Linked DNA regions of Mus musculus: regions 1, 2, 3, 5, 6 and 7 are each linked to region 4. Evidence: chromatin loops called from intact Hi-C (ENCODE). Cell type or tissue: heart. All regions are shown on one strand. Region 1 overlaps Prkca (protein kinase C, alpha). Region 2 overlaps Prkca (protein kinase C, alpha). Region 3 overlaps Prkca (protein kinase C, alpha). Region 4 holds the start of Prkca (protein kinase C, alpha). Region 5 overlaps Prkca (protein kinase C, alpha). Region 6 overlaps Prkca (protein kinase C, alpha). Region 7 overlaps Prkca (protein kinase C, alpha).

What was found. A loop is a pair of places that touch in the nucleus more often than their neighbours do. Peaks named below come from ENCODE experiments on the same cell type or tissue, not always from the same donor. Only the 100,000 strongest peaks of a DNase experiment are listed, where the experiment ranks them.
Region 1: a loop joins it to region 4, with 1.8 times the contacts of the local background. A loop is called at or near these places in 8 of 42 quality-filtered maps.
Region 2: a loop joins it to region 4, with 2.6 times the contacts of the local background. A loop is called at or near these places in 8 of 42 quality-filtered maps.
Region 3: it touches region 4 in a loop (2.5-fold over the local background); 6 of 42 quality-filtered maps call a loop at or near these places.
Region 5: it touches region 4 in a loop (2.0-fold over the local background); 7 of 42 quality-filtered maps call a loop at or near these places.
Region 6: a loop joins it to region 4, with 2.0 times the contacts of the local background. A loop is called at or near these places in 7 of 42 quality-filtered maps.
Region 7: it touches region 4 in a loop (2.0-fold over the local background); 4 of 42 quality-filtered maps call a loop at or near these places.

Annotation. Positions count from the first base shown.
Region 1 is chr11:108,149,067-108,153,066 of GRCm38, reverse strand. All of the region lies in intron 3 of Prkca (protein kinase C, alpha), which reads left to right. Among named protein-coding and RNA genes, the nearest start is that of Gm11655, 22 kb to the left of the region's middle. In heart, a CTCF peak has its summit at 1,341 (motif pointing left); a DNase peak (open chromatin) is centred at 2,476; H3K4me3 peaks cover 419 bases; H3K27ac peaks cover 3,008 bases.
Region 2 is chr11:108,133,840-108,137,839 of GRCm38, reverse strand. The region is part of intron 3 of Prkca (protein kinase C, alpha); the gene reads left to right. Among named protein-coding and RNA genes, the nearest start is that of Gm51922, 23 kb to the right of the region's middle. In heart, CTCF peaks have their summits at 1,218 and 2,208 (motif pointing right); no DNase peak of the experiment used is centred here; H3K27ac peaks cover 1,236 bases.
Region 3 is chr11:108,256,875-108,260,874 of GRCm38, reverse strand. The region is part of intron 2 of Prkca (protein kinase C, alpha); the gene reads left to right. Among named protein-coding and RNA genes, the nearest start is that of Prkca, 85 kb to the left of the region's middle. In heart, no CTCF peak of the experiment used is centred here; DNase peaks (open chromatin) are centred at 1,334 and 1,984; H3K27ac peaks cover 2,079 bases.
Region 4 is chr11:108,342,213-108,346,212 of GRCm38, reverse strand. It overlaps Prkca (protein kinase C, alpha), which reads left to right and starts at 2,325. Exons shown (of 17, transcript NM_011101.3): 1 at 2,325-2,718. The coding sequence starts at 2,546. In heart, no CTCF peak of the experiment used is centred here; DNase peaks (open chromatin) are centred at 2,222, 2,882 and 3,292; H3K4me3 peaks cover 2,748 bases; H3K27ac peaks cover 2,343 bases.
Region 5 is chr11:108,126,923-108,130,922 of GRCm38, reverse strand. The region is part of intron 3 of Prkca (protein kinase C, alpha); the gene reads left to right. Among named protein-coding and RNA genes, the nearest start is that of Gm51922, 16 kb to the right of the region's middle. In heart, a CTCF peak has its summit at 2,162 (motif pointing left); no DNase peak of the experiment used is centred here.
Region 6 is chr11:108,265,766-108,269,765 of GRCm38, reverse strand. The region is part of intron 2 of Prkca (protein kinase C, alpha); the gene reads left to right. Among named protein-coding and RNA genes, the nearest start is that of Prkca, 76 kb to the left of the region's middle. In heart, no CTCF peak of the experiment used is centred here; a DNase peak (open chromatin) is centred at 1,705; H3K27ac peaks cover 1,772 bases.
Region 7 is chr11:108,164,188-108,168,187 of GRCm38, reverse strand. The region is part of intron 3 of Prkca (protein kinase C, alpha); the gene reads left to right. Among named protein-coding and RNA genes, the nearest start is that of Gm11655, 6.8 kb to the left of the region's middle. In heart, no CTCF peak of the experiment used is centred here; a DNase peak (open chromatin) is centred at 2,267; H3K4me3 peaks cover 258 bases; H3K27ac peaks cover 2,392 bases.

The sequences.
Region 1 (4,000 bases), 190 kb after region 4:
GAGACAGGGTCAGGTTTTCTGGGCTGTAGCTCCAGCTCCAGCCCTCCTCCAGTCTCTGCTCCACTCAGAGTTGGGCTTACACAAACACATGGGATGCCTGGCTTATGTGGATGCTGGCATCCAAGCCCCAGGTCTTAGATGGTGCAGAAAGTACTCTCTACCCCTGAGCTATCTCTCCTGCCCTGCACCCAACATCTGTCTGTGTGTCCTGGGAATCAAGCTCAGGTCCCCGTTTGTACATTGAATACTTTACCAACTGAGCCATTCAGTCCCTGCTTCCTCTTTTGAGGGCTATAGTTTGTAAGGTTTCTCAACCAAGGCAGGTCTTTGTTGTAGCCTACAGTAAAAGTTATTGAGTGCCATAACTATTATGATCTCCCAAGTGAGAATCGTTGAGGAGGAAACGGTTTGAAACAAACACTAAGCTTGTGGGTCTGCTGCTGCAGCAAGGTTAGTCATTAGCAGCGGTGTTAAGAGACAGAACTGTTCAACGCCAAGCCCAGCCTCTGCTTTTATCAGGTCTGGAGCTGAGATTTTAAAATTACATATGCACGGGACCTCTTAAAAATTAACATCCCTGGGAAGACTCGGTGCTGACAGCTTTTCTCTATGACCCAGATGCTACTTGCGTACTGTGTGGCGTGCCATGAATCATATAACCCAGTTCTGATGAAGTGTGTGTGTGTGTGTGTGTGTGTGTGTGTGTGTGTGTGTGTGAGAGAGAGACAGACAGACAGACAGACAGACAGACAGACAGACCCTCTCTCCTCCTTACTGCTGCAGTATAGTCTGGTCATTTTCCTGACCCTTGCTAAAGTGTTCTCCCCTTTCCTACTTCTGAAGCTCAATGTGTGTACTGAAATTGAACCCTGCATGCCTCCTCTGCATCGTTTTGATGCAACGGAACAGTGAGATTCCAGAGCCGACCCCTTGGGAAGCGTGTAACCAGGGTAAAGGACCAGGTTCATTGCTCACACTCACAGCTGTGAATCTCTCAGAGGTGCTAGGCCTTGGTTTTATATTCCTCAAGATGGGAGACTTGCTAATCCCTGGGTGGGCTCACGGATAAACAAGAGTGAACCTACAGCATCGGAAGAGCTCTCCAGTGAGAGGGAGGGGTGGCCATCTCCATCTTTATGTGTTAGTGTGCTGGTGGCCGGTCTATGCTCTGTTTGCAGTTATGAGCACGTGAGACTTCAAGGCCGCTTTGCTAGGTGGAATGGGTGCCAGTGTGAGAGAAGTCTGCCTTTAGTCAGGAAGCATTCCAATGAGCAAATTACCTGACAGCGTGGCATGCTTAATGGACTTCAGGGCATTTTCAGGGAAGGCCAGTGTGCCCTCCTGTGGAGACCAGGCTCTCTCCAGGGCCCACACCAAGGCCCTCATTGGCACACAATCATAGCAGCAGTTAAACCCTCTTATCATCTAGACTGTCATGAAAAGAACAGTACCCTCCCTTCTGACCGCTTCAGCATGTCTCTGTTCACAGGCAGACGCACTAGGATGGTGTCTCCGGAGCTGAGTATCTCCCGTCACTGCGTCACTGTGTCACTGTGTTTCTGCACCACATCTTCCATCTTCACACTTTCACTGGGTTTGGGTCTGTTTTATGACCCTCTGCTCTCATTTCCTGTTTGTTTTGTCTGTTCAGACTTCTTTCCCTCCTGGAAAGCGGCTACCTGGGCAGGCATATCTGTGATGTCAAACACATGCTTCAGGCGCGAAGTACCTTTCTGTTCCGACTGAGGGGGCCAAACGATGTAACAAGAAAAGCAAATGCTTCTTGGGGTTCTTTTCCGTGGTTTCATGGAACCGTTCGATCTTAACAAGAACTGTTAACTTTCAAATGAAGTTTTTTTGTTTTTCTTTTTGTTTGATTTTTTTGTTTGTTTGTTTTGTTTGTTTGTTTTTTAACATCAGAGAACTACACTGTGTGTGGATCATTCTTTATGTGAAAGCTGAGTTTCCTGGCCCTGGGTGGAACAGACCAGACCTGGCTCTAGGTGGCACCAATTAAGAAAGAGTGAAATGCAGAAAACAGGTTTTGAAAAGGCCACCACACTTGGAAACAGAAATACGCCATTTCTCCTGCAAGGGTGAGGGGTGGGGGGAGGGTGCTCAGGAACAGGGAAAATGGCATAATCAATTTAATCAGGTAAGGCTGCCATCTCTTGAGAAACCCAGCTTGTGCCCCTCTTTCAGTCAGGGCATCACTGAGCTCCAGTTTGTTGCCAGGAAGACGAAGTTCTTCCCTCCTGGGAATTCCAGGCCAGCAAACTTTTGGAAGTATCTGTGGCAGCTTGAATGCTGCTATTTAAGGCCTGATGAAGAGGCAGCTTGGAGAAAAACCTCAAAAATAAATACTCTGATTCATCATTGTTGTTCAAGCTTTCCAGCCATCAGAGCCAGCCCTGGGCTCCAGAGACAAAGGGTAACATTCACCAGGAGCTGTTCAGCCCAGTCAGGAGCCCTGGCAGCGGTGAGGAGGCGGACAGGGAGGCAGCTTTCTGCAAAACCCGGCTCGGGTTGGGCCGGTGTGGAAGGAAGGCTAGAACAAGACAGCCGTGCCGCTAGGGTTTTGCTCAGTGGAGGAGGAATGAATCAGCCAGAGATGGAGGTCCTCCCAGAATAGTGGACCATGTTATAATAGCCCCAGGCGGGCAGTGGATTGGGTAGCTGGCAGCAGTTAGTGGGGCTTCTTCAGTGTCAAGCAGCCAATGACAAAGTTCTCTGCTGTCTGCAGCTATGTAGTGCAAGGCTGGTGGCGCGGGAAAGTAGGAGTCTGGCATTTGCAGATGGCTGACACTGGGATGGAACAGGGGGTTAGACTGTGTGTGACCTTCTCAGCTGCTCTAGCTTCGGGTCCCTTACTCCTCTGCATCCTCATCTGCTGGAGAGACCCCAAACCTCCCGTGGTGTGGAGATTGACTATGATTTACATGCAGGTGTGTGGTGAAAGGTCATCAATGTCCTTCTGGTTGGACCTCTAGACTTGACACTTCTTGGGTGTAGTGCATTTCTCTGTCCCTCCCGAATCTCTTTTCCTGGTTAAGAAAAGGACAACCCATGTGTTGAGTGACCACATGGGCAAGGTGTGTACAGGTGTCTATGGGACTCCTACCAACATAAGAAGCAGATCTTCTTCTTCTTCTTCTTCTTCTTCTTCTTCTTCTTCTTCTTCTTCTTCTTCTTCTTCTTCTTCTTCTTCTTCTTCCTCTTCCTCTTCCTCTTCCTCTTCCTCTTCTTCTTCCTCCTCCTCTTCCTCCTTCTCCGCCTCCTCCTCCTTCTTCTTCTTTTTCTTCTTCTTTTGAAAATAATTAGAATTTTACTTGATTATTTATGAATTGCAACAGAAATTCCAATTCCTAAAACCATCTTGCTGATGTACTGCAGGTTTAGATGCATTTAAATACTTGTCACATTGGGAATACCAAAAGGGTCGATTGATATGATAGCTTTGGGTTGTAGAAACAACAACATAAGAAGCAGATGTTCTTACTTGTTCTCGATTGAGTTCACCGGTCATTGCAACGCTAGTTGCAGGGGATGGTGGGAGTTTATCAGAGACTGTGCAATGACTGTCATCTTTGCAGTGGCTCAAGTAAGGAAGTTTGATAAAGAATGGTGCAGAGAGTGGCTTTTAGAGCTAGGTTCTAATCTGCCGCATGCTGTTTTCCCACCGATGAGATAAGCAAAGTCGGCTGCAGATTGCAGTCATGGAGGTTCGTAGAGTATGCTCCTCCAGCTCCCCTCTGCAGGCTCATCTCCAGGCTTCTTAGACCGGCTACTATGCCAGGAGCTTCAGGGGGTGTGGCCCCTTGCTAATATTGTTTCCTCCAAGGCGTATATTGATTTTTGAAACAAAGAACAGTTGGCTGGGATCCAAAGCTAGTTTTTTTCCTTCTAGATCTGGATGTGGAAGAAAAATAAATACCTTCCATCTTCCAAACCAAGATAGCCCCAGAGAAGGCAGATGACTGTTACAGCCAAGAGAAGAAAT
Region 2 (4,000 bases), 210 kb after region 4:
AGTAATTCTGGATGTGAGGTAGGAAAAATAACAACAAAACAAGCAAATTCCCAGGTAGATAGGGAGAAAAGAGGGGCCTCTCTTCTTTTAGATCTTGAGGGATGACTTTGCTAGGATGGAAATTTTACCCCGAGACTCTTCAGGATATGTATAGACTCAGTCTAGACAGAAACAGAGAGTAATGCAGAGAAAAGGACTATCGTGGGCAAAGAGAGCAAGGTGCAGGCTGAGACAGGTGAGCTGGGCAGCAGAGAGTGGTGAGTGGGTTTGATGAGTGCTGAGCGATTTATTCAGACTGAATGGTAGAGGGGAGCCAGTTGTCAGAAGAGGGGACAAAGTACCCAGTGGGCATGAGGGTCTGAGACTAGCCGTTGCCACGTGCTATCGCTTGAGTCACGGATGACAGAGGCCACACTGAGTGTAAAACATGAAGCATGGCAGAACAGAAAGGTCTGTGGGAAGGAGCAGCCTCATGTCCTGAGTAGTCACCTCAGCTTCTGGGTGGCTCAGCACAGCAACCCTTGGGATGAACCTGCTCTGTAATTAGTGTCTGAGGCTGATGTAGTGAAGGCTGGGCATATAGGTCCACTCGGGGCACAGTGCAGCAGGGATTGTGAGAAGAGAAAGCCCCAAGAACTCTGAGCGGGAGTCTCTCCATGACAGTGCCCTATATTTGGCATTTAAACAGGTGTAGTGCCTGTCCTCCAGGCTTGGGGGCCGCATTCCAGTTGATTCACATTCTTGTATCTGTCTCAGCTTCTGCCATGGGACATGGGAGATCTGAGTAGAGGAATCTGTGACTCAGAGATGGTCAGAGAGAGGCTGAGCCATAGAAGCCCTCTAGCATCTTATCTTGGAACAACAACAACAACAACAACAACAGACTCAGAGAGTTACAGGCTCATACAAAGACACATAGCATGCCTGAACAGCTGGGCTTGGGAGAAGCCTGCCACGTTTACAGAGAGTTTTGAGTGATACTTTCATAGGTCTTCATTAAATCCTGTAGGGTCCAAGTTTTAAAAATCCTTTCAGAATCAATGTATTTAAGGATTAAGCCCATCAAAACCCCAGGACTATTTCAAGTAAACAGCTTACAAGTGGAATCTCAATGTCGCCCAGATAATTTCCTTTGTATGTGCACTGTGGTAATTGGGCTCCTGTCTCTCCAGTGAAAAGCCAAACAGTTTCAGATCTAATGAGTCCTGGCCACTAGGGCAGATAGATTTCGGAATTCTCTATTTATAGCATCTTCCAGTGTCACTTGCACCTTTTCTTTAATCAGCACTGAGCTGTCATGCAGCCCACAGGAGCCTTGAGCATACAGATGAGCAAGCTGGGGTGTCTGTGCCAACAATTCGGGGTGCAGGTTGGAGCTGAAGGCTTAGTGTGGGATGTTGGCTTCTCTGCAGAAACAATGCTTTCTCCAGACCAACATTGGATCAAGCCTTAGAAATTGTTGAGTGCACTTGGCAGAATTGAATGATCTCTCTCTCTCTCTCTCTCTCTCTCTCTCTGTCCCTCCCTCCCTCCCTCCCTTCCTCCCTCCCTCCCTCCCTTCCTCCCTCCCTCCCTCCTTCCCTCTCTTGACCTGCAGAAGTTTTGACATTCTGTGTGCCAGGGAGAGTTAAAATGATCCAGACAGGGCTGCAAAAACCCCGTCCAGGAGGATTTCGCTGAGCTCAGAGATCAGGAAAACAAGCAAGGAAGAATGTGGTTTAAAATGGAAAATAGGAATTAAAACAGAGGCCAATCCTGACGGATCCTAAAGCCTAGTCCACTTAGGAAAGCAAGAGTGTTTTTCAAGCCTGCCACCAGCGTGTTAGTGAGAAGGGGTAGGTTACATGTGAGCTTTGCTGAGTTGGGAGGCAGAGCAGTCAGACAGGAAAGGCTCTGGACCAGGACTCTGTGGTCTTGAGTTGGCTGCAAGCCACTGAGTCTCCCAGAGCCTCAATTGCCTTACCTGTTAGCTGGGAACAATAGCAGTCTGTCTCTGAGTGCTGATGTGATGAGTGGATCAAAGGAGATGAGGCACGAAGACAGAAGTTTGTAAGCCAGGCACTTCATTCAGAGATGTGTTTCTTCCCAAATTTGAAGGCCACTCTACACATTCAGATAACCTGGAGTCTTAGAGATGTTACCAGCCTCTCCTAGGACATTTTTCATTCATTATTCTGAATTTTGCAAAGCCCTTGCTTGTCATTTAGCTGGGCAAGCCCTGCTGCAGTCTCAGTCCTCACCAGTGGGGGGTGCCGACCTGAATGGAGTAGAGATCACCAGGTGGCCCAGGTCAGTTGCCTTGATTAGGTCTGTGTGTCCTCCCTCTCTGCTTACTTCTCTCCCCCTCCCCAGGTTTTTCCTGGAATTTTTCCTTTTAATGTCAACTCAGCTGCAGCCTGCTGGGGTTTGGTGAACAAATGACTGTCTGAGATTCAGAGGAACTATTGTTCACAAAACATACCATTTTGCATGATTTTTTAATTCTGTTACATTAAACTGACACGATCAATCTGGTGGGGAGGGAGCAGGGTAGATGCTCAGGGAAGAGCATCTTCATGTTCATCTTAATTCAGTCAAGATTAGTGAGAGACCGTGTGGTTAGGAACTGAACAGGAATTGAAGTACAGAACTCAGCAGACACACAGGGTATCTTAATGCATGTAGACTGTCATCCTCTGTGTCCTAGTGTGGAACTGACAGGGTGGGGGTTCAGCACTGCTTTAAGTCAACAGGCAGAGTCACTTTTGACCCTTAAAGCTGGGTTAGCCCACTTCTGATGTGTGTGTGTGTGTGTGTGTGTGTGTATGTGTGTGTATATGTGTGTGTGTATGTGTGTGCTATGTGTGTGTCTGTTGCATGTCTGTGTATATGTGTGTGCCATGTGTGTGTCTGTTGCATGTCTGTGTGTCTGTATGTGTATGTGTGTGTTGTGTGTGTCTGTGTGTGTCTGTGTGTGTCTGTGTGTATGTGTGTGTATGTGTGTGTGTCTGTGTGTCTGTATGTGTATGTGTGTGTTGTGTGTGTCTGTGTATATGTGTGTGTATGTGTGTGTGTCTGTGTGTATGTGTGTGTGTCTGTGTATCTGTGTATCTGTGTGTGTTGTGTGTGTTTGAGACAGAGACTTACTCTGGATTCAAACTGCCTTAGTCTTCCAGTGCTGACCATTCAGGAATATGCCACCATGCCTGGCTAGCCCCACATTTCAATGGTGTCGCCTAAAATGACTGTCCCCTAGTCTAAGCAGAATGTCTTTGCCTTGTGATTTTGAGTGTGTCATTCATACTAAGGGGCAGTGCCTCTTAAAAGGAAGATGCAGGAGTATGGGGGCTTTCCAGGGTTACGGAAAGCCCTGAGCTTAAACTCCAGCACAAAAGGAGAAAGAGGAGGAGAAAAAGAATGTGAAATTCCACCTCCAAGTCTGAAAGAGGGGAAAGGAGAAACCCAAGAGATACTCTGCTGACAGCAGACAAAAGGTAGGAGCAAGCCAGGTGGCCACAGACAAGTAAATGGACAAACAAAATGAGGTCTGCTCATGCAGAGAAGTCTCACCCAGACATTAATTCTGGCACATGGATCAAGAAAGTTGACTCAGTGGATTAGAGTGTTTGCAGCTGTACCCACATAAAAACACTGTCATGCGCACTTAAGTATCTGTAAACCCAGTGATGTGCAGAAGTAGGGGAAACCAGAAACAGGAGCCAAGCTTCAGGTTCAACAAGAGGCCCTAGCTCGAAGAAATATGCAGAGAGTGATGGAGCCAAATACCTGACATCCTTCTCTGTCTGTCCTCATATAGGCATGCATGTATGAGCACCTGCACATACGTGTGTACACACATATACCATAGGCACATGCTCCCTAACACAAAAATCTAACGATGGCACAAGATGAGTGGTCCTTGAGGGCAAATGCTAGATGGAAAACCAAGTCACAAAAGGACACCTGCTGTGTGGCTTTCATCATGGTACACTTAAGAGTAGTTAGGAGTAGTTGCTAGGGC
Region 3 (4,000 bases), 85 kb after region 4:
AGTGTTTTACTTAGAACCCATTAAAGCAATTTAAGTGCAGGGTATTTTTTTTCCAGGTATAAATACCCAGCTTTCCACAGGAGAGCAAATGTACATGTGGGAATACCTTTATGAATGCTCTGGGTGAGGTGGAGAGAGGAGGCACATAATACAGCCTTTCAGGGAACTCAGCAGCCGCCACAAATCCACTTATGAACAATCAAAAACCATGGAGCTTGTAGCAGAATGTTAGCGCTCAGTAATGCTGTTATTTAAGAGAAATCAGAGGTTTGGATGAAGCGCATGGAGAAATGGGCCATTATAAATTTGAATACGTGTTACTTTTTGGTGGATCTAGTAGATCCCCTCCATACTTTATCCCTTGCTCTTGTTGCATTTCAATTATGCAAATAGGCAAGGAGACATATGGGCAGGGAAGAGTACTTTGCCTATAAGACATGGTTTATAGCCCAATGCGGTGCAGTTTTTTTTTCCTACATTTTGCACGCTTCGTGATTTGTAGAGAAGCATAGAAGGCACCTGGCTTGGGGAGGGGGAGGCTTTCCCGGGTCCTCATGTTTGCACAATAAGTACTTTGCCTACCAAGCCATCTTCCCAGACTTCTGGCTATTCATTTGTATGTGAGGAAGCAGGGCAAACACCAGGCATGTTATTCACCTTAGTCATTTGCTTCAGCTCCACAGTCCATGCCCCATCTGTAAGCAGTAGACAGGACAGGGAAGACAGTAGCAATAGTCCATGCAGGACCTTGCACTAGGAGAGACCCAGGAAGTATCAGTGGAGTGTCTTCACCAAATACCTATGGTCCTCTGGATGTCAGCTCTTAAGTAACCCTGGCAAGGTAACTCACCCTGTTCTTGACTCCAGCCGGAAATAAAGCAAACATCAAACAAAAGCTCAAGCCAGTTCCCTTGGATAATACATTCTGCCAACCAATGTGCCAAGGGTGATTGTGTGATACTCTGTGTGTGTGTTTGTACCTGCTGGTTTGCTTTCGTTTATTTTTAGCAGGTCACTTCTTCATGAAGTAAGGTGTGAGCAGGAGTCACAGTTTAAGAGGCGCTGAAACAGGCTACCCTGTCCATGCATTTATCATCAAGGCAGCATAGAGTCTCCACCCTACCCGTGCCCCAGGGATTGCAGAAGAAGTAGGCGTGGGGCCAAGGAGCCCTGGAGCATCTCCTAGCTAACCTCCCTCAGGTATATTAGTATTCCCTAAATTACATTGCCACTCACTTCTATGTAGACATAGTCATGTTGAGCCAGGACCCAAAGCCAGCAGTGTTTCCCTGCTTCCCTTGGGTTTACCCTCAGGCTGTCCACTTCCTCCCGTGATGCTCTCTGGATCAGGGCCAGCTGTTGCTTCACGTGGAAAACATCTACCTATATTTAGTGTCCCCACTGGGCCACCCAGCATCAGCTTACTGTTACTTCATATTCATTAATAATTGGGAGAGGAGAAACTGCAACAATGTAGCACTCTACGTATTTGCATTTGCGTTTCATTTCAGTTAGAGCAGACGTTTAAAGATTTTGTTGGCTTTAAAGTCTAAATTTAGAAGTTCTTGGTAGGCGAAGCCGGTTTCTCCAAGGGTTTGTAATCTAACAATTCAAGCCCTGTTCTTTTGCGTGTAGAATTAATCCTTCCCAGTCGGTTCTAATGCCTGAATGGAGACAGTTGGAAATATTTGGCAGATGGGTCTCTGTGCTCTCCATTAGGAATGAAAAAGTCAAGCATTTTGGTAGGAGAATGTACTTGGCCAGAATCGACCAGGCTTCCTGTGGCTGTGTTCCCATTAGCAGGCTTTGGGGGCTTCCTGTGGCTGTGACTATAGTTAGTGTGGTGGAAGAGTGGACTGTATTATTCTCACCTCTTTAAAAAATAAAAAAGAAGGTAGCTTTCTTCCCTCCTCTCCAGCTACTGTCAGATTTGAATGCCTGCTCCAGTTTGCTCTGTCATAAGCTGAGTTAGTGGGTCAAGTGACAAGGTCTGGCAGCTGTCCATGACAGCGACTGCCCACTGCCAAACACACCCAAAAACCCTGGCTACAGATGTCTACGGAGCCAGAGTATTAGAGTTCGGCCTGTGGATTTCTGTATATGCATTTCTTGCTCATTTCGGTAGCTTTGAGTTAAAAACTCGATTTCTTCATGGGTTTAGTTTCTTCTGTAAGGCAAATATATATATATATATCACATGGGAGACAGCCTAGGACAACCTCCTGTGGTGGAAAGGCTTGACCTAGCACAAAGGTTGTTGAGTCCCATATCAAGTCATCTCCCAGGTGGCTGAAAGATGGCTTTCTGTGTGATGTCAGGCAAACAGGCTTTCCAGGAGTACATGTTGCCAAGTCCTCCTATCCATAGACACACCTGGGTTTTCAGTATCCTACGCTGAATGTCCTAGGGGTGTATGGGTATGCAGTGCCAAAGCTCCCTCGTGGTTAGCTCCTAAAATTAAAATAAAAAGAATTCAATCATATGGACTCGCTACTTAAGGTGTTTGGAGCCTAACTCAACAGAGGTCAAGGCGAGGGACCATCCCTTTGCATCCTCTTAAACTCCTTGGCTGGACCCTGAACCATCTGCCAGAGGAGAGGGCAGTGAAGTCAGGCTGGGGTTTCATCCCTTCAAGTAAGAGAGCCTGTCTGTTTCCAACGGACTGCAAATTCTTGGCAGCGTCTTCCTCTGTAGAGGACACTTCACTTCCAGAAAACCTCATTTCAAGGAAATGATAGCATTTGTGAAAGTCTTTGCCACGTTACATTGTCAGTCATTGTTGCTTTGACAGCCAAAGTTCTGTTTTAATGCTGTCACACGATTACAGAGATCTGGAGAAATTAATTTCGCATGTGCTCTGCGGACACCTCATTGAGATACGAGTTGAATGCATGAATTGACCCCTGCTTGCCTTTTCAGACGTTAGTTTGTTTTCTGTCCCTATCTGTCTGTTCCTTACTGGGCCCTGAGCATGCCCAGCTCAAGAATTCCACTGGCCTAAAATAGTGTAGTCTGCAAGTTCACATACAAAAAAGAAAAAAAATTCTGTGTCTGTGTGTCTGTATGTCAGTGTGTGTGTGTGTGTGTGTGTGTGTGTGTGTGTGTGTGGAGAGAGAGAGAGAGAGAGAGAGAGAGAGAGAGAGAGAGAGAGAGAGAGAAAGAGAGAGGGAGGTTGACTTAGGGTACTTTTCTTTATCAGTCCTTTCTATTTTTATTTTTGAGATAGGATTATCACTAACCTTGGAGCTCTCCATTTGGGTGAGGCTGGCTGGCCAACCAGTCCCCGGTATCATTATGCCGCTGCCTCCCGCCTCAGTGTGATGGTTACAGGTGGACCCTGTCATTCACGGATGGCTTTTATGTGGCTGCTGGGGATCCAAACTCGGGCCTTTCTACTTGCTTTATGAACAAAACCCCTGTATGTTCATGCTAGGCATTAATGGGATTCTGCCATTGTGAAGAATATTTCGCATTTTTTGGGAGGGAAAGAAAAAAGTAGATTTCCTCTTCCTTATGGTTAAATTAGCATATGAACATTTTGTGATGCATTAGCAGAATTTTGCAACATTCTCACTTGGCAAGGATTATGGCGTTCATACTGAATGCTACAGGCACCATTTAAAGTCTGTCTTTAATGTAAATATACACTCTTTTTTTTCATATGTGTTTCTTATAAATAGATAATGGAAGAGTCATTTCAACTCAGCATTGCTCTAACAGTTGAAACCTATCCTTGTGAAATGCTTTGGATGAGGGTTTCAGCATTTATGTAATTTGTCGTTATAAGTATCCATGCCTTCAAGAAGGCTATGCTCAATTACACATTATAAAAATTGGTATCGACACTAATTCACAACACTAATTCACTTTTTGTGTCTCTTTTCGAGAGATGGATGGCATACAACTTAAGAAGGAGTCACTGGAAAACATCCACTAATCAAAATAGACTGTAGGAGGCAGGCATAGGTCAGTGACATATTGTTTGCAGATAAACTCAAAT
Region 4 (4,000 bases):
CTGGCTCTTATTTATATTCAAGAATGCACAAGGCAACCCCACCCTCCATTTCTCTCCGCTTCACCCTCAGTGAGCCAGGGAAATAGAAGCTTGTCTTTATTAAATATTTGAGGAAGACCCCTGTCCCAGATAAACACGGCTGAGTGAAGGGTTGTGGCTTCATTCCACCATGCCCCATTTCAAGCACAATTATCAACTAAACATGGATGGTTTGAGACACCCATAATGTGTTTTTTTTTGTTTTTTTTTTTGTTTTTGTTTTTTTATTTTACAATTTGATCCATTTTCCTAGTGTGCTTTGTTCTTCATTTTTCTCCTGCCTCTTCCCTGCTCGCCTCCTTGGCCTGGAAGTGCTTAAATTCACTTTCCACAGAATATCACCAAGCACCAGCAGTACTGGCTGCGCTGTGTAGCCCTATCAACTTGACACAAGCTGACACCAGTTGAGAAAATACCTCCATAAGATTGGACTGTAGGCAAGCTTGTAGTGCATTTTCCTAGTGACTGATGGAGGAGGGCCCAGTCCATTGTGAGTGGTGTTATTCCTGGGCCCATGATCCTGGCTGAGTAAACCAGTAAGTAGCAATCTTCCATGGCCTCTGCAATCAGCTCCTGCCCTCAGGTTCTCTCCTGGCTTGGCTTCTCTCAGTGGGCTGTGATTCAGGATATGTAAGCCAAATAAACCCTTTCCTGTTCAAGTTGCCATTGGTCATGGTGTTTCATCACAGCAGTAGTAACCCTAAGACACTTGCTCACCAGATTGTAAATGGGTCAGTGAAGAGCCTGGTCTACTGATGGCTATTCAGTTGCCTGCACTTGTTTAAATGTAAAAGCTATCTTTTCGTCAAGAGTCACAATTAGGCAATCTTGGAAAAGGATAGTCCTTCGTGGCTTATGGGATATGCTGTGAGCTAGTATTTCAGGCGATTTCCCTCTTTTAAAGTCTGCACTTGAGATCTTACATTCCTGATCCTCTTGGGATCACTGGCTGGTGTTACCATGTCCAAGTTCAAGTATGCACATTGTCTTAATGGATTTGTATTCTACAATAAACGAAGCTGATGCGATGGCTCATCTCTGTAATTCCAGCACTCAGGAGCTGTGACAGGAGTATTACCTCGAGTTTGGGACCACCCTAGGCCGATTGGGACAATGAACTTCTTGTTGGTAGAGGGTTGCTCTGTCCCAGGTTTAGAATCCTCCAGGCAGACCTAATAAATATTCAGCAGGCGCTCGGACAGCCCAGCCCCAAGTGCGCCCTTTGCATACATATCCATTCCAGCTACCCCTTCACAAGCAGTTTTACTTGGTAATTTACAAATGTTCTGGCTGAACTCTACACCTGCCAGTATTTCAGCAATTAGCTTAGGATGCAAAATGATTTCTAAGTTAAGGTTCTGGACATGTAAAATCAAGAGAGCCCGATCATCTTCGGGCACCACAGCTCTGATAGCCAACGAATAACATCACAAACCAGGGCAAGCCCTTTGGCATCTTACCGGGTTATTACGACTGTCATACAAATCTATATAATAAGCAGGTGAACTGCAGGTCAAAGATCGAAGGGATGTAAGAGAGCCGGCAATCAGTTATTCAAAACCGCTCCCTTTTACCGACTCGGAACTGAGCGAGGGTTAGGGTTTGGGCATTTTAGTGGCATAAACGACTAGAATGACATTTTGGTCAGGTGAAAGGTTAAACGGGAAAGAGGCTGATAAAAAGCCAGCAAACCCCCCACCCCCAAATGCCTGTGGGTCCAGGTAGCTAGACAAGGAGCTACCTCTGTACCTGCTAAGGTGGCATGGGGGTGGGGGTGGGGAGCGCTCCGTGCCGGGTTCCTTCGGGGCACAACTTCCATCCCAGAAAGAGGAAAGCATGAGCAGAGAAGCGTGAGTGGGTGGAGGAAGGTGGGGAGAGGAGGAGGCCCGGCACCACGAGCGGAAGGAGAGGAGGAGAAAAAAGAGGGAGGAGGAAGCAGAGGAAAAGGGAGGAAAAAGAAGCGGGCGGCGGAGGAGAAGGACCCGCCCCTCCCGGCTTCTTCCTGGGCTGGGCATCTCCAGGGCCTCTCCCCGACCGCCGCCCTCGGCAGTTGGCGGGGCTCACAGGGGCCCCCCAGTCTGCGTGTCCAGCTCTGTGCAGCGGAGCGCAGAGGCCCAAGGCTCGCCCGGCGCGCGTCCCCGTCCCGCGCGCTCCTACTCCAGGCCGCGCGCGCGCGTGCACACATACACACGCTAGCTCTCCGGGCATGCGCAGTGGGCGGCGCCGCTCCGGGCCGCCTCTTGCCGCCGCGAGTAGGAAGCGCGAGCGCCGGGCGCCGGGCTGTCAGTGAGCGTGGGGCCAGCCAGCGAGCCAGAGAGCCGGAGAGAGCCAGAGAGAGCGGCTCGGCTCCCAGCTCCGAGTAGCGCAGCGCCCGCCCGGCTCTCCCGGGCCACCGCCGCCACCACCGCACCTCATCAGCACCGCCACCTCGGCCGCCGCCCCCGCCCACCCCGGCCCTCCCCGGCTGCTGCTCCCCGGCGGAGGCAAGAGGTGGTTGGGGGGAACCATGGCTGACGTTTACCCGGCCAACGACTCCACGGCGTCTCAGGACGTGGCCAACCGCTTCGCCCGCAAAGGGGCGCTGAGGCAGAAGAACGTGCATGAGGTGAAAGACCACAAATTCATCGCCCGCTTCTTCAAGCAACCCACCTTCTGCAGCCACTGCACCGACTTCATCTGGTAGGTGCGCGCGGCAGCCCTGGGGACCCAAGAGCCACCTTTGCCCCGGGGCTCAGGTCTGCTTGTCCCCGGGACTTAAGCTCGGGGACGTCTCTGAGCCCCGGCGCGTCCTTACTCTCAGGGCCAGGACTCCTCCGAGAACTTAGAGTGCCTGGCCGGAGTCCGAACTCTCGCCAGGAGTGACAGGCGCGCACCCACGCGGGACACTCCCTGGAAAGTGGCCCGGCGCTGCCACGCATGCCCTGGTGCCCTGAAGGGACGCTTGGCTCTGCACGGGGTGACTCGGATGAGGGGGAAGGTCCCCTCGCCTCTCCTAGGGCGCACAGGTCTTCCCTGTCACCAAGCGGAGCGGTCAATGGGCCTGATGGGAGCGAAGGGACAGGAAAGAGAGATTGCTGGAGTCAAAGTGGCCCCAGGACGCGCAAGAAACACGCCCGGGAGTAGCGGGGAGCCGCGGCGCGCCGCTCCAAGTTGCTGGCGAGCCAGGCTGGGCGCGTTCCGGGGAGTGTTTGTGCCTCGCGTCGGGCTGGGACTCCGCTGGAACCTTGGGTCCCTGCCTACTGTAGGCTGTTTCTACTGGGCACGGAGACTTTGACTTTTCTGGCCGAGCCCAGAGTGGGGAGAGAGGGGAGGGAGAGAGATGGAAGGCAGCAAACTGTTGAAAGCTTGCCGTGGGGGAGGAGGGCTAACCCGGCAGGCAAATGGCAGAGGGCAGAGGGAGTCATTTAAAATAGACCCTGTCAACAGGAGATTAAACCTGTAACCCAGTTGATGAGGACAGAGGGCTTATTTAAGAAAAATACTGTAATGGCTAAAGGTGTCCGCGCTCAGGTGATTTCCACTGAACGCCAAGCGTTGGCAACTGAGGGGCTTGATAAAAAGAAGGGTTCAGGGATCTATCTCTCTGGAGCCTGTGAAATTAGGTAAAATTGGATTTATGCAGATTTATGTTTTTCTTTTTAAATTTTTTTTGTGAGAGAATTACAGCTTTCATCAGATTTACAAAATGTCAGTCCCCCCCACCCCCATCATATCTTAGAAATCGTCCCCCTCCCACGACTTTGAACACCAAGTGTCAGCTTTTCCTGGGGATACCCTGACTCTTTTGTCCATGTGTTTGGAGTAAGAAGTACCTTAGAAGCAAGAACTATGGCCAGGGCTCCTTAGCTCCCTCCTGGGCAGGGAGCTGCAAGGGGCGAAGCGCACCTAGACACCAAGCAGTCAGCCTTATACATAATGGGGTATCCTAGTGGCTATAGGACAGATGGTGCTGAATCCAGGC
Region 5 (4,000 bases), 220 kb after region 4:
TGGGCATGGGGGACTTGGTCTGGGGTTCACTCTGCCTTGTAAGTTCTCATTTCTAAGTCTTTACCTTTGCCTGTCTCTTGCCAGCAATGCCCCCGAGACACGCTTTCTGGCACACCCACCTCGCCTCTTGCTGAGTTCTAGTTGACTCCAGTGCAAGTCTTAAGCCAAAATATCAATGGTCGCTTCTCAGTTTTAACGTGGGGGGTCCCGTCTAGAGAGCCCCTGCTATAGCTGAGAACTGGAAATACCCATGGGTAGCTCCTCCTTCAAGCTCCGAGGTCTCTCTCTGCATGGGGCTGATACTTCTGTGGGTCTCTAATGACTGCACATGTTAAACAGTAGAGAGGATGCACTGAGATCATGCTGATAAAACACACTAACTAGTTAGAGCTCTTGGGATCTCCAATTCCACGTTCTCTGCTCCCCTCCTTTGGTACAAGGCACAGCAGAACATAGACACTCCAGGAACCTGTTTGCTGTCTCCTGCTCAGCCTTGCTGATCGCCCACTCTTCTATCCACCAAGCCTATGCATTTTTAATGTTTTCTGAAACTGCCCTGGAAACTAGACCTTGAGTAGCACAGCCCCCACCCTGAAGCGGCTTACTGATCACACTAGTGAGCGATAAGATACTGGAGCTGGAAGAAGAGCCCTCAGCTAAGTCACCTGACCTGCCACTGTTGGCTGATGCTGAAGATGCTTGCATCTGTGCAGCTGAGGGTAAAAGAGCAAACAGGTGGGACAGGGTGTCCTGGTCCTTGGATGCCTTGGCTTCTGGACCACTTCTGACTACCCTGGTAGCATGCAGCCTTACATCCACCCCTCCATTTACATTTACTGGCAGACTGGATCCCTTCCTCACAGAGTGGTCTCGTCCCAGTTAAGGGATAGATGGGCCCAGCCTCCCTCACTTTACTCTCTACTGAGGTTGTTTTGGTGCAGAGGCAAGAAAGGGGTAGATACCACTAGCCTTGGGAATATTTATATGTGTGTAGTAGAAGGACACAGAGAATATAATTTCTATTTAGATCAGCATGCCATGACTTAGTGAAAAAAATCACTTGGAAGGAAGGTCTGTGAAAAAGAAAGATGTTATTTGTAGAAATGATCTTCCTTTTGGGTAATGAGACCTTTTTGCCTCCTGAATGCTATATTTGATGGACCCTGATTAGTGGAGGGGTGTGTCTGCCTGTCTGTCTGTCTGTCTGTCTGTGAATGTGTGTATGGGAGTCAGAGGTCAATGTTGGGTGTCTTCTATCTGTTATCACTCTCTACCTCCTATTTCAAGACAGCGTCTCTCACTGAACCTGGAGTTCACTGGTTAGCTAGCCTGGCTGGCAGGTGAGCCCCAGCAAGCCCACTTTTGCATCTCCAGAACTGGGACGACAGGCACTCAAGACCACAACAGACTCTTTATCTCACATAGGTGCTGGGGATCAAACTTGTGAATGTTGGTTCTCATACTTGCAAGGCAAACACCTTACCAACTGAGCCATCACCCTAGCATGAGGATTTTTTTCTAAAGGAAAAGGTGACTTAGATAAATAAAACTGTGCCCTACCAATGTGAAATTTCATGCATCAGACGAGCATCCTTTTTTAATCACCTGATCATCAGAATTAATCTTGTGACACCCTTGTTCAGCACTGGGGCACCACCATGTCACAGCGATTCCAAGGACTCAAAGTCCATCAGCCAGGAGCCTCTTGAAGCTTTCCAGGAACACTGAAAGGGTATGTTTGGGGGAGGGAGGTGATTAATAATTTAGAAAGAAAAATGTTTATCACATAGACAACTGAAAGCTCGGTGGAAATATTAGAAAATACAACGGCCAGATAGTGTTTAAACCGTTCCCACTGCAAGCGAGTATGTGCTCTAGACTTCATGTGCAAAAGGTGGGAAAGCCAACCATTTTCCTGTGAGAGGTGAGTACCAAGGGAGAGGAAGGCTGGGCTTAGCATGGCCACTGATTTTGCTTAGTCTAAGTCCCTACTGGAATACCAAGTGACCAAGTCCTGTAAATATTGAAACACAGTACTGAGGTGACTAAAGAGGACAAGGTGGGCAGGAGCTTGTTCAGTGTTAGTCAACCACTGTATTCCAGAGTGTGACTGTGTCGAGTCCCTCCTGGTTCTTTGGGATGACTGAGACTGACCCCTGCTGGTGGAAAACGACTAAAGTGTAGATGTTAATGATAGTGGACTCCAGACTTGCCAAAGAGCCTGCCTCGCCGTATGTGGGTCTGTCCCTCCATCTGTGCCTATAACCCCTGATGGTGTTGCCACGGTCTGCAGAGGGAAGAGGAACAGACCTGGCATCTCTCAGTCCTTAGTCTCAGTCTTTACCATCACTGCTTTATCAGGACTCCACTGCTCTGCATCTCCTCCCCACTCTTTGCTTAAGGTTTTGTGGAAGGAAAAGAAGAGACCCTTCACACCATTACAGAGGCTGGGATCCCAGGCCCACCTCTGGGTTAGACTCTGGATAAATCTGAGGTCTGGGTCATTTGTGTTTGGTGAAATGTGGATGGAGTATTCATTTGGGAGGTATTTGAACATTCATGTCTTAGGGATGTGGAAACCCAGAAGTCTGGGTTGATGCCTGCAAACTGATAGGACCATGTTCTCGGGAGCCAATAGATGGGGGAGTGAAAAGAGATGACGTATGGTGTCAGTGTGTTTCCCATGAAGGAAAACAGGTCTTAAAACAAACAGCATTAAACGTAGTGCAAAGAAATGCACACTGGACTGTGATTTATCAGTAGAGCCAGCATTCGAGTCAGAGAGTTGCCTTCCCCCCCACAGGCTGTTGAGCAGCTTTTTTTGGAGCTGATGTGGGTGCTGGAAGGAAGGAGACTGTGGCATGAGAAGCTAAGTCAGGGGACTCAGCATTCCCTCAGAAGTATTTGCTGTCCATCAGGACCTGAAGGCCAACCCTGCAAGATCTGATGACGTTTAACTCCCTTAGCCAGTCCATGTTGGTCCTGACAGCTCTGGAATGGCTGCTGTAGAATTAATGAAGTTGGGATGTTTCTAAAATGAAATTTTAAAATTGGGCTTCAGGAAGAGCATGAGCAGTGCCTGGTACTGTAAAATGACATTACAATCATTTCATTTTGAGATGATTTGACAGCCATTTCCTCAGTCTGATGTCTGTAACTTACCAGTCAGGGGAAGAGAATAATTCTGTGTGTCTTGATGAAGTGATGAAATTGAGAACAAAGCCTTTTGTCTCTAGACTCACGTTTCCATGTTCAGGCTCAAGTGGTGTCAAGGTATTTAGGAGACTAGGAGGTTGGAAACCTGAGGTCTTTGGCATGGTTTTCCTGGGCCTGTTTAAGTCCTTCTATTTCATGGCAAAGCTGTGCCTTCAATTACAGAGCAGAGGTAAACAAGGAAAGACCAGCGGACTATCTCCACCAAAATCCTCAACCCCAATTAAAACCATATACAAAAACTAACTCCAGGTAGATAGTGAACCTAACTGTCGTAAAATAATGAATGTCTGGGAAATGTCAGAGGGTGGTGTATGTCTATGGAATTGGAATGGCTTAAATACAGCACAACATAGGACTGATGATAAAGGAAAAAATTAACATTTTCGATTTCAATATAGTTTAAGGTGTATGTTAACTAAAACATTAAGAGAGTCACAAGTAGACTGTGAATGGGAATTGGCCACATCTATGGCAGTGAAAGGCTTGTATCTAGAACGAAAGGCAACATCTACAGCTCATTAGATAATCCGGAAAGGCATGAGTAGCCAGGGCAGGAGAGACTGCTCAGCAGTTAAAGCACTTACCGCTGTTATAGAAGATCCAAGTTCAGCTCTGTGATGGTTTGCATATGCTCGGCCCAGGGAGTGGCTCTACTAGAAGGTGTGGCCCTGTTGGAGTAGGTGTGTCACTGCGGGTGTGGGATTTAAGACCCTCATCCTAGCTGCCTGGAAGTCAGTTTTCTACTAGCAGCCTTCAGATGAAGATGTAGAACCCGTAGCTCTTC
Region 6 (4,000 bases), 76 kb after region 4:
TTCCGTGTGTACAGGCGGCAGTTAGCAGCGTCCATGTCTGTAGCAAAAGGAAAGGCGCTGTCCTGAGACAGAGCCACTGTCTTCCGAATGCTCACTCAGCTTTGCCATATTTGGGGCTTTGGCCTGTGTGAGTCCTCTATGGTTCTGAACTAACCTCATTTATTACTACCTTAGCCTCTCGGGGGCTGTCTTTGAAAAAGTGCCTTTCATTTTGCATGCATTCTCTAGCAGGTTTATTAATGTGCAAAGAGGCAGGGGCTTGTGCAGATCCGGGAAATGTTTAGTCAGCAGGGCCTCCCGGCCCTGTGAAATGCTTACAAGAGCTAAGCGACCTGGGATGACAAACAGACACACTTTTGCATATTAATAGCTGTGGCTTAATGTTGTAATTGTACTGAGGAATTCTGTACATCCACATATAGAGGGAAGTACAGGCCGTACCAAGTAGCCAGAACCTCAGCTCCTTCTACTGTGTAATGGAGGGTTTTGTTGAGTTTAGAGACCACTGGAAGGCCCCCACTGAGGCACTTTGGTGACTGCATGCTTTCTGATCTATTTAGATGCATATGTGGCTCAAGTGAAAGACACACACACCCTAGACCAGCAGGAGACAGGCACTTTCAGGCCCATTAGGCACTTTGTTGACTAAACAGTGGGGGAGTTGTGCAAGACAAACATTGCATACTGGTGTGAGGTAGAAATAACAACAGCTCACTCCAGACTGAGGTAATCTGAAACGTGAACCAATGATGTTACAAGATTCGGGGTGCTATGGAAGTGATGGGTAACCCCTAACAAACCCAGGTACTGTATGGGTTTGGCTTTTAAGTCCTCCCCATCTAGGCTCTGTAAAACCACTCTGGGGTTGCTCATCACTCTGACAGGTGGTGCTGTCGCTGAGGATAGGCACATGGCGGGTCTGTGGAGTGGGGAGGTGCAGGGAATGGCAGACTGCCGCTTGGTGCAGTCCTGCTTCTAGTTACTGACTGCATCTGGGCTCTCTGGCGCTGGCCTTTGCTGTCAGGAATGGTCCATCGATACCTTGAGATAGAAGTATTTAAGCCTGGGTTTCAGCAGGGTGTGATCAAGCATGGTTTCTCACAGGAAGCCCCCTAGCATGCTGCAAAGCATGTGGTTACACACGCGCATGCACATGCGCACACACACTTTCCAGAGCACTGGTAGGGGCTGCTGAGCCCCTGTACCAAGAAGAGACTCCCCAGGGAGGGGGAGACTCCAGGGCTAACTGGCTGTCTGAGAGGCAAAGAGGCTGAGAGGATTGTGAAGAGGCCCAAAAGACATGTGTTTTATACCGTGGTGACAGCGGTCACTGGGGGGCTTTCAGTGGATCAGTTTCTGTGACACCTGAGGAAGCAGGCACAGAAAAGAGGCCTCTGCTCATCCATGAGGTGTCGCAGTGACTTAGTTCTTAGTCACTCTGCAGTGAGTGTGGAATCAGGCTGGGCTCATCCAACATTCAGCAGGATCCTACCCTGGGACCTGAAGGGGACGTGGGGGCAGTTAGGGAGGTCAGAATGACTTTGCAAAGAAGGATTTATGTCTAAACTATTAGGTTGGAAGAGAATCTGTCCCCATGGGGATGAAAGTGACTAATGTCCGGCTGGTCTTTGAATCATCACTCATAGTCAGTACGCGGCAGCGGGCACCTCTGGGTTCTAAGTGCAGAGTATTTAGCAGTGAACAGGGCAGGAGAGCACTGTTCTCCTGGGACTTCTGTTCTGTGGGTGGAGGTAAGTCACGTGGTAAGCCAGCGAGCCCCAGAGGAGCACAGGGCCATTTAGAAACAGTCTTCCAAAGAAAACAAGCCTTGTGATGGCTCAGAGTAGTGTTGTGGAATTAAGATATGACGCCATTTTCAAATTCTGGCATCAGGGATGTGCTTGCTTAGCATATATGGAGTTTGCTAAGCCAGGTGTGGTGCAGCCTGCAACCCCACCTCCGGGGGAGCGGGGAGCTGGCAGAGGAGTAAAAGCTAGCCTTGGCTCCAGTGAACATCAGAAAACAAGGGACAGTTCTTACCACGAATGCATTTTGCCTTTTATTTATTGTTGGCATGCCCACAAATCCGAGCTATTGTTATTTTGACCGTTGTTTAGCAGTGCGGCAGACAATTTTCAGACAAGGGGTACGGCTTAGCAGGAGGACCTTCCCGCCCAGGACTCAGGGTGCTAGCCTCAAAACCGCAGAAACAAACAAAAATAACAACTACCACCCCTTTCAGATTCTCTTTTATTTTCCCTTTTACCAGTCTTACTGAGGGTGCTCAAAGGGGGAGACCCCAAAGACAGGCTACAAGAGCTAACCATGGAAAGATCTCTGTAGCTCCAAAACCCATGGAAAAATGTTTTGGGGTTTCCGGAGCCCCATTTTATCGGGACCTCACTTCCCACTCAGGAACCTTGGTGTTGTAGATTACTGCTTCCCAACCCCTCTCCTTAACTACAGGAAGGAACCCTGCCAACCACATGTCTCCCACTGGGAAAAATAATTGGCCCAGGGAGAAGGGCTATTTTTAGCATTATTTCAACTCAGGTTTAAACTGTTAGTTCATAGAATATGGTAGCTATTAATTTAAGATGTGAAGATACAGTTACTAAGCGTAGCTCCCTCCCACTCATTTGGAGTCTTTTGGCTGGGTGAAATGCTACTTATTGAATGGAGTGCAAGTTCCTTCTATCTGAAGGTTTCAGGTGCAGCCTAAATCCAGCAATGGCTTGGGAGCAATTGAAACATACTAGTGTGTGTGTGTGTGTGTGTGTAAGGGATGGGAGAATGAATTAGGATTCTAGGAAGGTATGATAAAAGGTGAGAGCAAATACAAGGCCAATGTTTTAAAACCAACCTTCTTGCCCCTGTATGTAGAAGCGTGATAGGAATACATATTCTCTGGAGCTGGTTTAAAAGAAGAGAAGAAGCCATTTAAAATCTCGCATCTCACTCTCTTTTGCTATACATCCATTTCATATATGCAATTTTACTCCTTTTTCCTACTTTCTTGATTTCTTTTTCTTTTTCTCTTTCTTAATCTCCCCCCCCCCCCCCAGACAGGGTTTCTCTGTGTAGCCCTGGATGTCCTGGAACTCACTTTGTAGATCAGGCTGGCCTTGAACTTAGAAATCTGCCTGCCTCATGCCACCACTGCCTAGCTACTTTCTTGATTTCTTAAAGTTTTTTGTTGTTGTTGTTGTTGTTGAGAAATTAAGGGTTGGGCATATAATATTTTTACTTGATAAATGTTCTGTTGTAATTTTCTTTTCTTTCTTTTTTCCTTAATGGGGCCGTGTATCTTGCCACATTGCCAAGGTATATCTTGAAATTGAGCCTCCCACCACTTGGTAGCTGGGGTATAAACAGAGGAGCCGCCATGCCTGGCTTTCTTCTGTCACTTTTTACCCTTTTACAGAACTCTCTATTGCAGAGTTCCCTTTGCTTCTTCCCAAGAAAGGCTGAGATGAGGCTGTTTTGGCATACATGTCTATGGAAATATCGAATTTTCACAAGAGAAATGGTTAAACGTTAAATGATTTACTGGGTCCAGCAGTAGAGCATTTCTTAGGGTGTTTGGTACACACTGCCAAGTTACTCTCCCCAAACAGCACAATCTCACATTCTCAGTCGCTGCCCAACTCATGCTGGGGTTTATACTTCCAATGAATTATTAATCTGATAGATGATAGACATGCCATTTCATTGTGAGACCTTAAGATAAGGAAGACAGGGTGGTGCAGGAAAACTCTACTTGCTTTAGTTTCTTCAAGTCCTTGTCTGGTTAAGAGCAAAGATCCTTGTTTAGCTGAGAATAAATATTTTTTCTGAGAACTGCTCAGTTTAATGGTTCACAGGTGGATTGTCTGTCTGTCTGTCTGTCTGTCCGTCTGCCTCCTTTTCCTCCTATTCCCTCCGTCCCTCATTGGAGCTACAGTAGGTATTAGGTTTATGATTGATAGCTCTTAATGCTGAATCCTCGACTCTATCAGTG
Region 7 (4,000 bases), 180 kb after region 4:
ATTTCTGTTGACTTGTTATTTGGTGCTATTTTATTTAAAGCTCTTTAGCTGAGGGGGACCTTGAACTCTGACTTTCCTGTTTCTACCTCCTAAGTACTAGAAAGCAACACCATGTCAGTTTCTATGTAATGCTGTGGTGAATTGAACCCAGAGCTCTGGGCATGCCAGGCAGGCACTCTTCCAACTGAGCTACATTCCAAGTCTCTAGTAATATCTTTATGGGTTTTTAATCTCTGTTATGTTGCACAACAAAAGAGTTCTTGTCTATGGTCAAAGATATGAGAATTCCCAGAGGAAATAATGGCAGACGAGCCCAAAACAGGGCAAGGTGACATTTGGGGACAGGGCTGGAAGCTTCTTGTGTTCTCTCTCTCTCTCTCTCTCTCTCTCTCTCTCTCTCCCTCTCCCTCTCCCTCTCCCTCTCCCTCTCTTTCTCTCTCTCTCTCTCTCTCTCTCTCTCTCTCTCTCTCTCTCTCTCTCTCTCTCTCTCTGGGTCTCAGTCCAGGATTTGATTACCTTATATCATAAAGTAGCCAAGTTCTTTGCTTACAAGTAGAGAAGTACTTTGGGGAATAGGGACCAGCAACTCAAAACAAATGGGAAGCATGGTGAGAGACAACAGTGCAAGACAGAGGTCATGTGTAAAACAGTGCAGACAACATGGCTAGTCTGAACTTTAAGAAGGAGGTGATGTCAGACCATCCACTTGGGTCTGTCATTAGCTGGTGTATAATATATACACATGTGGCTTGTTTAAAAATCAAAGTGATGTCAGGCAGGGTGGCACATGGATTTAATCCAAGCACTCTAGAGGCAGAGGCAAAGGCAGGTGGATCTTTGTGAGACCAAGGCCAGCCTGATCTATACTGCAAGTTCCTGGACAGTCAGCACTAAATAAAGAGGCTGTGCCACAGGAGGAAGAAGAAGAAGATGAAGAAGAAGGAGAAGAAGGAGAAAAAAGAGAAGAAGAAGAAGAAGAAGAAGAAGAAGAAGAAGAAGAAGAAGAAGAAGAAGAAGAAGAAGAAGAAGAGGAAGAAGAAGAGGAAGAGGAAGAGGAGGAAGTGGAGGAGGAAGAGGAGGAGGAAGCAGAGCGGGAGGGAGAGGGAGGGAGAAAGAGAGGGAGAGAGAAAGGACAGGGTGGGTCAAGCCCCAAAGATTGAGTGGCTGGGCAGCATCCACTGTGTGTCCACTGTGCGGCACCTTGGACTCTGCTCCTGTGCTGGGCTATGCCTTGACAAGATCTTCAGTGCCATTTCTTCCCCAGATCTGTTATGGCTTCTGGAGCCACTGTTGGTGCTCTCCAGTTTCCAACAGTGTCGAGAAGTTGCTATGGGAGACGTGAGGAGAAGTAGGAACAGAGGAGATGCACTCTGTGTTTGGGCCACGTCACTGGGAAAGGTCGACCTTGAGTATGCTCACACTGCCACTTTGGCTTCAAGAAAACAGATGCAGGATCATTCAGTCAATATAGAATTTCAAAATATAGGTCAGTGACCCCCAAACCCAGCTGTCCAGTTGAATCTTGTGAGTTACTTTCCAGAATGAGTTTCACAGGCTATTACTCCACTTACGTTGATATTCATCCCAGAAAGACCAGGATGAAAAACAAGGAGAAACCTTGACCTCTGCCTCAGCACCTAGCACGCTTTCTAGTTCTGTGACCTTTCAATAGGTCACTTAGCCTGCCTAACCCAGCATCCTCATCTGGGGGCAGAAGACACGGAGCTTAAGATGACTTTAAGAAAATGACACACATGAAAAGCTTATTGCTCACATCACAGGAATCTCTCAGAAAATATTAACTAATTTCTATTCTTAACCAGAATTTGCACATCAGGTGCTGGCTTGGTACTGTGGAAATGCGCAAAAGATCAAGAGTCTCGCATTCCTCCCTGTCGATTATCTGACTGAAAGGCCTGGGGAAGCCAGTGCACACGGGTAGCCAGTAGGGTCTGGGACAGAAACCACTCTGCTTGAAAGTTCGAATTACAAGAAGGTGCCAAAAGGATGTAACTTGCATTTAGGCGAGGTTCTGGGTGGTGCTGGAGAAAATGGAAGAGGCTAGAGGCTTGAGAGGCTTTTCAGAGCAGGCATCCGAGGGACTCACAACGAGCCGAAGTGCTTTCTGACGATGCCGACATCTCTAATACTAGACTCTGACTAATTGCTATTTATAGCTGCTTGTATTCAAAAGCTTGTTTATGCCATAAGTGGGGCCGAAAAAGAATTGTCAGCTGAAGGGCGTGGAAAGCACTCTGAGCTCAGAGTCTGCTTTTCAAAATCCATGAGCCATCTCCACTCCTAGCTAGCTGGGTGACCTTAGACAAGCTACCGGGTGTGCTCTGTTCCCTCACTGAACACAGGATGCAGGGTGGAGCTTGTGCTAAGAAAGGGAACAACCGCCAGGCTTCTGTGTCTAACATTCAGCATCCATGCCTGACAAAATGCCCTGCAAGATGCTGGTTATATGTGCTCAGTCTTTAATCTCTTCTTCTGTCTAAAAGGACCGTCCTCTATGGAAGACTGCTTTTCAAATGTAATACCCACATTGAGGTTTCTATAAAGAACGTTTGGGTTCTGCTTATCTGCATAGACAACGTACCTCATGGTTCTGTTAGACGTGTCTTCCCTCACCAGGTTCATCTCTTCCCACTCCGGATTCTTCTGCCAAGAGATCATACCATAATGATGATGCCACCCCTGTACACAGAAATAATGCAAGATGTGACCCTTGGGTGTGTAAGGCATATTGCAAAGTAGCCACAAACCTTCACCTTAGACAGCGTGTTCTTTCGTAGGGTGTGTTTGCCCCTTCATCAGACAGGAGGTGGATTCTATTTCCCCTCACTCAGAGACTGTTATTTCCTCAGCCAGTACAAGGCAATTGAAGTGGAACTGTGAGAGTTCTCAAGTGAAGCATTCGTAGACCCCACAGTTTCTAATCTCATGCACTCTCTGGAAGCTTCTTGGAGGCTGCCCTGCCTGTCCTACCCCAAAGATGGGAGGCATGTGGAGCAGAGAGGCTCCCCTACCAAGGCAGCACTTTTCTGCCAGACCCTCAGCTTCCCACCCCCACCCTTTCTGAAGCAGCCACATAAACCCCATGAAGCTCCCACATGCCTGCAGCTGCACGGGGCCTTCCACCTTTAAATGTCAGTCAGTGTCAATACAAATAGGTTGTATTAGTACTAATTGAAAGTGGTAAATATTTATGCATTTGTCAATATATATTGACATATTTTCCATCGGTTAGGCGTGCTGTTGGTTTGAGAAGATTGGAAAATGCCTTTTGCATATTAAATCATCCCCTCAGAGGCAGTGTTTGGAGTAGAAAATACCTAAAGCTTGGTTTCCCACTATTGTGTGCCTCTCATAGGGAGGACGGTTATACTGTGTCTTCTTCAATGGCAGAAGAGTCTAGGGCCTGTGGTCCTGCTCCAGATGGGTGCACAGCATCCTTAGAGTGTCCCTAGCAAGCCACTGTACTAAGATAACCTGGCCAGTATCTGGTTTCATTCTGGGGACTGAGGCCTTTATTTTTTTTTTTTATTACATTTATCATCATCATCCTCACTATCATCACCACCACCATCATCACCATCCTCATGAAGAGTTGCGAATAGACACTCACATTCCACAGAATCTATCTGGAGGTCAGAAGCCAATCTGCAAGTGTCGATTTTCTCCTTCCATTGTTTCAGTCCTGGAGAGTAAACCGAGGTCTCACAGGCTTCAAGACACATTGCTTTAGTAGAAGTGTTGATAAATGTCACGACTCAGCTACAGGACAAAAATGGATACCCATCTTCATGATTTAATACAAATATCAACACTTCACTCTCCACATGCCTCTCTTCCTCTATCCCTCTACCCCTGGATTGAGCCCAAGGCCCCTGGTACTTCAGGCAAGCCATCTTGTTACATTTCTAGCCCTTCTCCTTTGATTTCAAAGGCCATTTGTTGTTTGTTTGTTTGTTTGTTTTTAACTCAGGAGAAAGTC